2 separate regions of the Homo sapiens genome follow, and region 1 is linked to region 2. Evidence: chromatin contacts called from ENCODE POLR2A ChIA-PET data. All regions are on one chromosome and are shown on one strand. The core of a region is the stretch at or near the end of the contact, and the rest is flanking DNA. Distances in the headings are between cores, read along the strand shown.

Evidence for each region. ChIA-PET counts read pairs that join two places held with the same protein, here RNA polymerase II (POLR2A).
Region 1: POLR2A ChIA-PET joins it to region 2 with 10 read pairs in BJ. The contact joins the enhancer-like site here to the promoter of MIR181A2HG in region 2. POLR2A ChIA-PET finds 5 or more read pairs at or near these places in 2 of 52 experiments (AG04450 and BJ).

Annotation. Positions count from the first base shown.
Region 1 is chr9:125,510,661-125,513,360 of GRCh38, reverse strand. All of the region lies in intron 7 of MAPKAP1 (MAPK associated protein 1), which reads left to right. It also overlaps the pseudogene RN7SL30P. Among named protein-coding and RNA genes, the nearest start is that of MAPKAP1, 200 kb to the left of the region's middle. Within about 2 kb of position 1,425, at least 3 of the 41 ENCODE cell types and tissues checked have a DNase peak (open chromatin) inside an H3K27ac peak, as active enhancers do.
Region 2 is chr9:124,657,071-124,659,770 of GRCh38, reverse strand. MIR181A2HG (MIR181A2 host gene) reads right to left here and starts at 1,335. Exons shown (of 2, transcript NR_038975.1): 1 at 1,030-1,335. All of the region lies in intron 2 of NR6A1 (nuclear receptor subfamily 6 group A member 1), which reads left to right. RefSeq lists enhancers at 298-347, 1,169-1,288.

The sequences.
Region 1 (2,700 bases), core at 176-2,675, 850 kb before region 2:
GTTCAGCTTTTGACTGTCATTTTTCCTTGCACAGGTGATTCTCAAACTTGTTCTTATGGTCAGCAATGATGATGATAGGTTAATTCACTTATATCCTACCTTGATCCCAAAAATATTTGGAATTATTATAATAGATTTTAAAATACACAAACCACTGAGTGCAGTGGTGTGTACCTGTGGTCCCAGCTCCTCAGGAGGCTGATATGGGAGGGTTGCTTGAGTCCAGGATTTCTGGGCTACAGCCTAGATCAGCGCTATGCTGATCAGATGTCCACACTAAGTTCAGCATCAGTATGGTGAGCTCCCGGGAGTGGGTAACCACCAGGTTGCCTAAGGAGGGGTAAACCGGCCCATGTTGGAAACGTGCAGGTCAAAACGCCTGTGCTGATCGGTAATGGGATCGCACCTGTGAACAGCCACTGCACTCCAGCCTGGGCAATATAGCGAGACCCCACCTCTTAAAAAAATATACATACGAGGCTGGGCACAGTGGCTCACGCCTGTAATCCTAGCACTTTGGGAGGCCGAGACAGGTGGATCACAAGGTCAGGAGATCGAGACCATCCTGGCTAACATGGTGAAACCCCGTCTCTACTAAAAAATACAAAAAAATTAGCCGGGCATGGTGGCGGGCGCCTGTAGTCCCAGCTACTTGGGAGGCTGAGGCAGGAGAATAGCGTGAACCCGGGAGGCGGAGCTTGCAGTGAGCCGAGATTGCGCCACTGCACTCCAACCTGGGCGACAGAGCAAGACTCCATCTCAAAAGAAACAAAAAAAAAATATGTATACATACGAACCAATAAACTACGTGAGAGGAAAAGAAACATAAAGATTAAACGACAAGTTTACGAGTCCCCAGGAGGAGGAGCTGGCAGAGAAATGCATGTCCAGGTCATCATAGTCACACGAACATTTAGTGCTGAGCTTCCTGATGGGCAAAGGAGAAAGGGACATGATAGGAGCTAGTTACAAGATTTATGTTAAACTTTCTAAAGATACAAAAGCAAGCCCTTTGCTCCAGGGAAGTACAGCTTTTCCTGATACCAGGATCTGAAAGAAGTTTCTCCCACGGGTCTCTAGAAAGAAGACACAGAGCAATGGAGGCGACAGTGTGTCTTCCCTCTCTTCGGACTTTGGCAGGCACTTGCTTTCCATTGGATTTCAGCTTTCAGCTAGCTAGCAGCTGTTAAAGAATTGCATGCTAAAACCTTTTATGTTTCAGTTAGGGGTTAAAGGGATCGAGGAAGCTGCTCTGAGCATGTAGCCACCAACCAACAGATTCTGCAGATTTTCTTTGAAACTTATGTGCTGAGATGTTTGCCTCGGGTTTACAAAATCCCATAAAAATCCTGCCTGGGTATTATAACTTGGAACCCTCCCAAAGTGCCCAAAGCAATATTTTGTTCCTAGGCCATTCGGTGACATGGTATTACTGCAATAAATACATCATTGGAATGCCCAAGCAGGTTTTCCCGTCGCTGCAGAGTAACTGCTTCCCAGAATCTTCCTTTTGTGTTCCTCTCTGCTGTGAAATGGAGGGTATGCGGCTTCATGCGCAGCTGTGACTTTTTAAATCCTCTTTCCAAAGTGTGGATGTTGCCTTGAGAACCTTGTCCTGTTCAGTGTGAAAGAGCCCTTTATATTTTATATAATCATTTCTTTGGCAAAAAGTATATTCATAGAAATTGACCTCACAGTTTGTCTTTTTGAAATGGCTTTTGGATGCTATTTTTATTTTCCTCCCATGTCAGCCTCCTAAAAATTAAACAAGTATTTGATGGAGACTGTACTTTGATATAGGTCTGGGTTATCATAATCTTCACTGTCAACAGGCATTTATTAAGAACTTTGTGTGAGTGAGATGCTGTGGTTCATAATGCAATATAGAGAGTGCAGGCCTGGGCAGTCCTAGGTATGAATTCTCTCACTTCTACTAGTTCCTGAGGGACACTGAGCAAGTTATTTAACCTCTATAAATCACAGTTTCTCCTCTCTTAAGTGGGTTTATAAACTCTTTACATCTTAGGGTGACCAAAGAGTGAATGAGATGATCTGTACATAAAAGACCTAGCACAGCACTTGTCACATAGTAGGGCCTGTGATGGTGGTAGTTAGATTGTCCATGCTGTTAGGATCACTTAGTATTATTACAGTCTGATGATGATGATGATGATGATGATGATGATGATGATGATGGTGATGATGATAGCTGATACTTAAATCACACTATTAATGCATTGGACATTGTTCCAACTGCCTTACAACTATTAGTTCGTTGAAACTTTAGACAATCCTGTGAGGTAGGTGCTATTATTATCCCCTGTTTTATAAAGAAGAAAACTGAGAGGTTAAGTTGGCCCAAAGTCATACAGCAAAATTGCTTGGCCAGGACTTAGGCCAAGGCAATTGGGCCCCAAGTTTATGCCCTTAACCACCTGGCTATATTGCCTCTCGTATATACCCTGCCTCTCATTACACAGTAAGACCTGAAATTATCATCCTGGCCTTTTTGGAGGGAAAATGTGTAAAATACTATAATCTTTCTCTGTGAAATATCCACTATTCAGGTGAGGATTATGGAGAGAAATGCAGATTTATAAAAAGCAGTTTTCCATTTGGATTTAGATATCGAGTTTCATATGCAGCTTAACCACCCTGCCTTCCCCCAGGTTGTTACCCATTGGTCCCTTGCTAAGTTCA
Region 2 (2,700 bases), core at 86-2,585:
TCTCCTGTATACCTGAAAAAATGTCCATAGGCTTAAAGGGTCATGCTTTTACATTCCTTCCATATCACAGGTACTATGAAGTAAGGAGACTTTTAGGTTTCTTTTTGTCTTAAACTCAGACAGCTTTGTAAGCAGTAGTGTGTAGATTACAAGAGTTAGACAAAAGCAGGCGCGACTGAGAAGAGTTGGTGGGGGAGAAGCTTGGGGCACTTCCTGTCACTCAACACATTCCAGATCACTAAAAAATTTCCACACCCTCTGCATTCCCCCTTGCCCACTCCAGTTCCCGGTATTTTCTGATTCCATATGTTGTGGTATTTACCATACTTCTCTCCCTCACTAGGCTCTGGCAAGACTGCTTCAGAGGGGATGCATTCCTTTAGATTGCACAAAGCGGAGCTGGGAAAATGGCTGGCAGTTTCAGAATCTAGTCACGATCGCACGCATGAGCACCTCACACATCCATGTCCCTACCCGCCCCCCCGCTCCCGCCCCTGCAGCTGGCTGACCTGTCTCACCCACTGCTGGCCTATCGAACGGCCAGGACTGTCTGGTTTTGGCTCGTGCCTTTGTCCATGTCTGGCTTAGTTCCTCTCTGTCTATGCTTGCCTCTACCCCCACCGCCCCAGGCGGCACAAGTGTTTGGCCACACAAAACTAGAGATAGAAAAGGTGGTAAAAACTTCAAACTTTTCTAAATTCTCCAACAGTTTATTTCTTGTGAATTTCTTCCTTCTTTAAATACTCCATTTTAAGAAAACAAAAAAATTAATTATCTAAAGGCAAAGAATGGAAAGCAACCTTTGTGTTCCTTATAATAACTGACTTCATAACTCTCTCCAGCTGCGTTATGGGATGTGTATAAAAAGCTTCTGTTCTGAGAACAAAGGAGCACGTGCAGAAATGAGACGAAAAAATCCACTGACAGTATTCCATTACACAAATTACTTAAAAGATTTTAGTCAAGCCCCTCAACAGATTCAATTTTAAAATGGCTTTTAGTTAAAAAAAAAAAATTGAAAGTGCTTACCCAGTAAAAGAACCGAAGTAGTCCTGAACTGTTACGTAAGACTTTTTACAGTTGGATCTTTGTCAAAAGGGGATGGGGGTGATGGGAGAAAGCAGCAACGACAATCAAAAAAGTTCGAGCTGCTGTGGCTAGAGGACAACTTCTGTGTTTCCAGATAGGATTCTTGCTGTAGAAATGGAACTTCCAGCCAGCACAGCATCCTGTCCCAGTAGAGAAATGAGTTTGTCAGTTAAAACAAAAAAAAAATTAGATACTGGAACCCAGGCTAGACGAGGTATTGAACCGCGCCAGATTTCCTTGCAGCCCTGTCTGCTCAGCTCGCATTGAACTATATATGACCCAGATGATGGACAGAAGCACATTTAGTCATGTGCACACTGGAAGAAAGCGGATTTGCTGGTCCCTGGCAGTGCAGGGGTTTGTCTTCTGATTGGGCTGTGCCCTGATCGGTGAAATGTGAAGCCCTCACCATTCAGAGGCCGTAATTCAGGACTGGCAGTTTGAGTGTCTGGCTGCCTCTAGTCACTGAGAGACTTTGAAGGTGTTGCTTTTGTTTGGTGGCATTACCCACCCAGAGGTTGCTTACACCTCTCTACTTGTGTCAGAAGAAATACTAGTCTTTCTGAAATACAAATAGGCAGCCGATTTTTCCTGAATCCTAAATCACCCTATTGTTGATAAACTTGGCTCTAACTGAAACCAATTATTTGATTTGAAAATTTATTGTGATCCTAACCAAGCTTCATATCCAGACCAACCCTTGGTCTTGATTTTATAGGTTTGATAAGGTAAAAATAAAAGTGGCATATTTGACTTTGAAGCCTCTATATGATATAAATTGCTCTTAATGAAAATTGGATAGATGGACAACAGAGAAGTGAAGTTTTAGATTCTGGAGTGTTTGGATGTATGAGGAAGAAGCTTTATGTCTTTTTATCCCCTTTGTGAGACTGTCACTCTTGTCCCAGTCCTAGTCACATTAGGGGTTGCTGGGGGGGGGAAGCTATGAAAGCATGGACCCTACTGAGCTGTGACATAGCCTTTAATCATGCAAGACAGCCACGGTCTGCTCTCTTCAGTCTGTCTGAACTAGGGTCCTTGGGGTTTATTTTCCATCTTTCTGAGCCACTGGGAAACCAGGTCATTATACAGGACTGTCATTTGTGACATTTTTGTTTAGTACATGGCAGTTGCTTTGTTTATTTAATGCAAGTTGACACTTCTTTAAAGTTTCAAAACAGTAAAGTTGTTTTGTGAGACCTTGACTCTGATATATGAAATCTACTCTACATGGACCAATCATTTTTTTCCGTGGACTTTCTTGTCTCTTTAGAAATTAGCTTATAGAGTCCTAAATTGATACTTAAACATACCAATAGTTCTGTTTATTTCTTGCCTTTCTCACAGTTGTTGAAATAATTCCATCTGTCTCTTTTGCTGTAAATTTTGGGTTTGGATGTTTGTACTTGGAATTTTTTAGATGTTGACTATATTATGCAGCACCTTCCATATGAGGACTACCCCAGAATTATTCTCTTGTCTTAACCCGAGAAAAGCTGTTTTGATGCACTATTAGATATAAGAATGTTCGAAAGAAGAGGAGATGAGCACTCTCTTGCTTTTTGTAAGCCACAAGACAATCTTTTTTTTTTCTAAGTTGTGGTAAGGTAT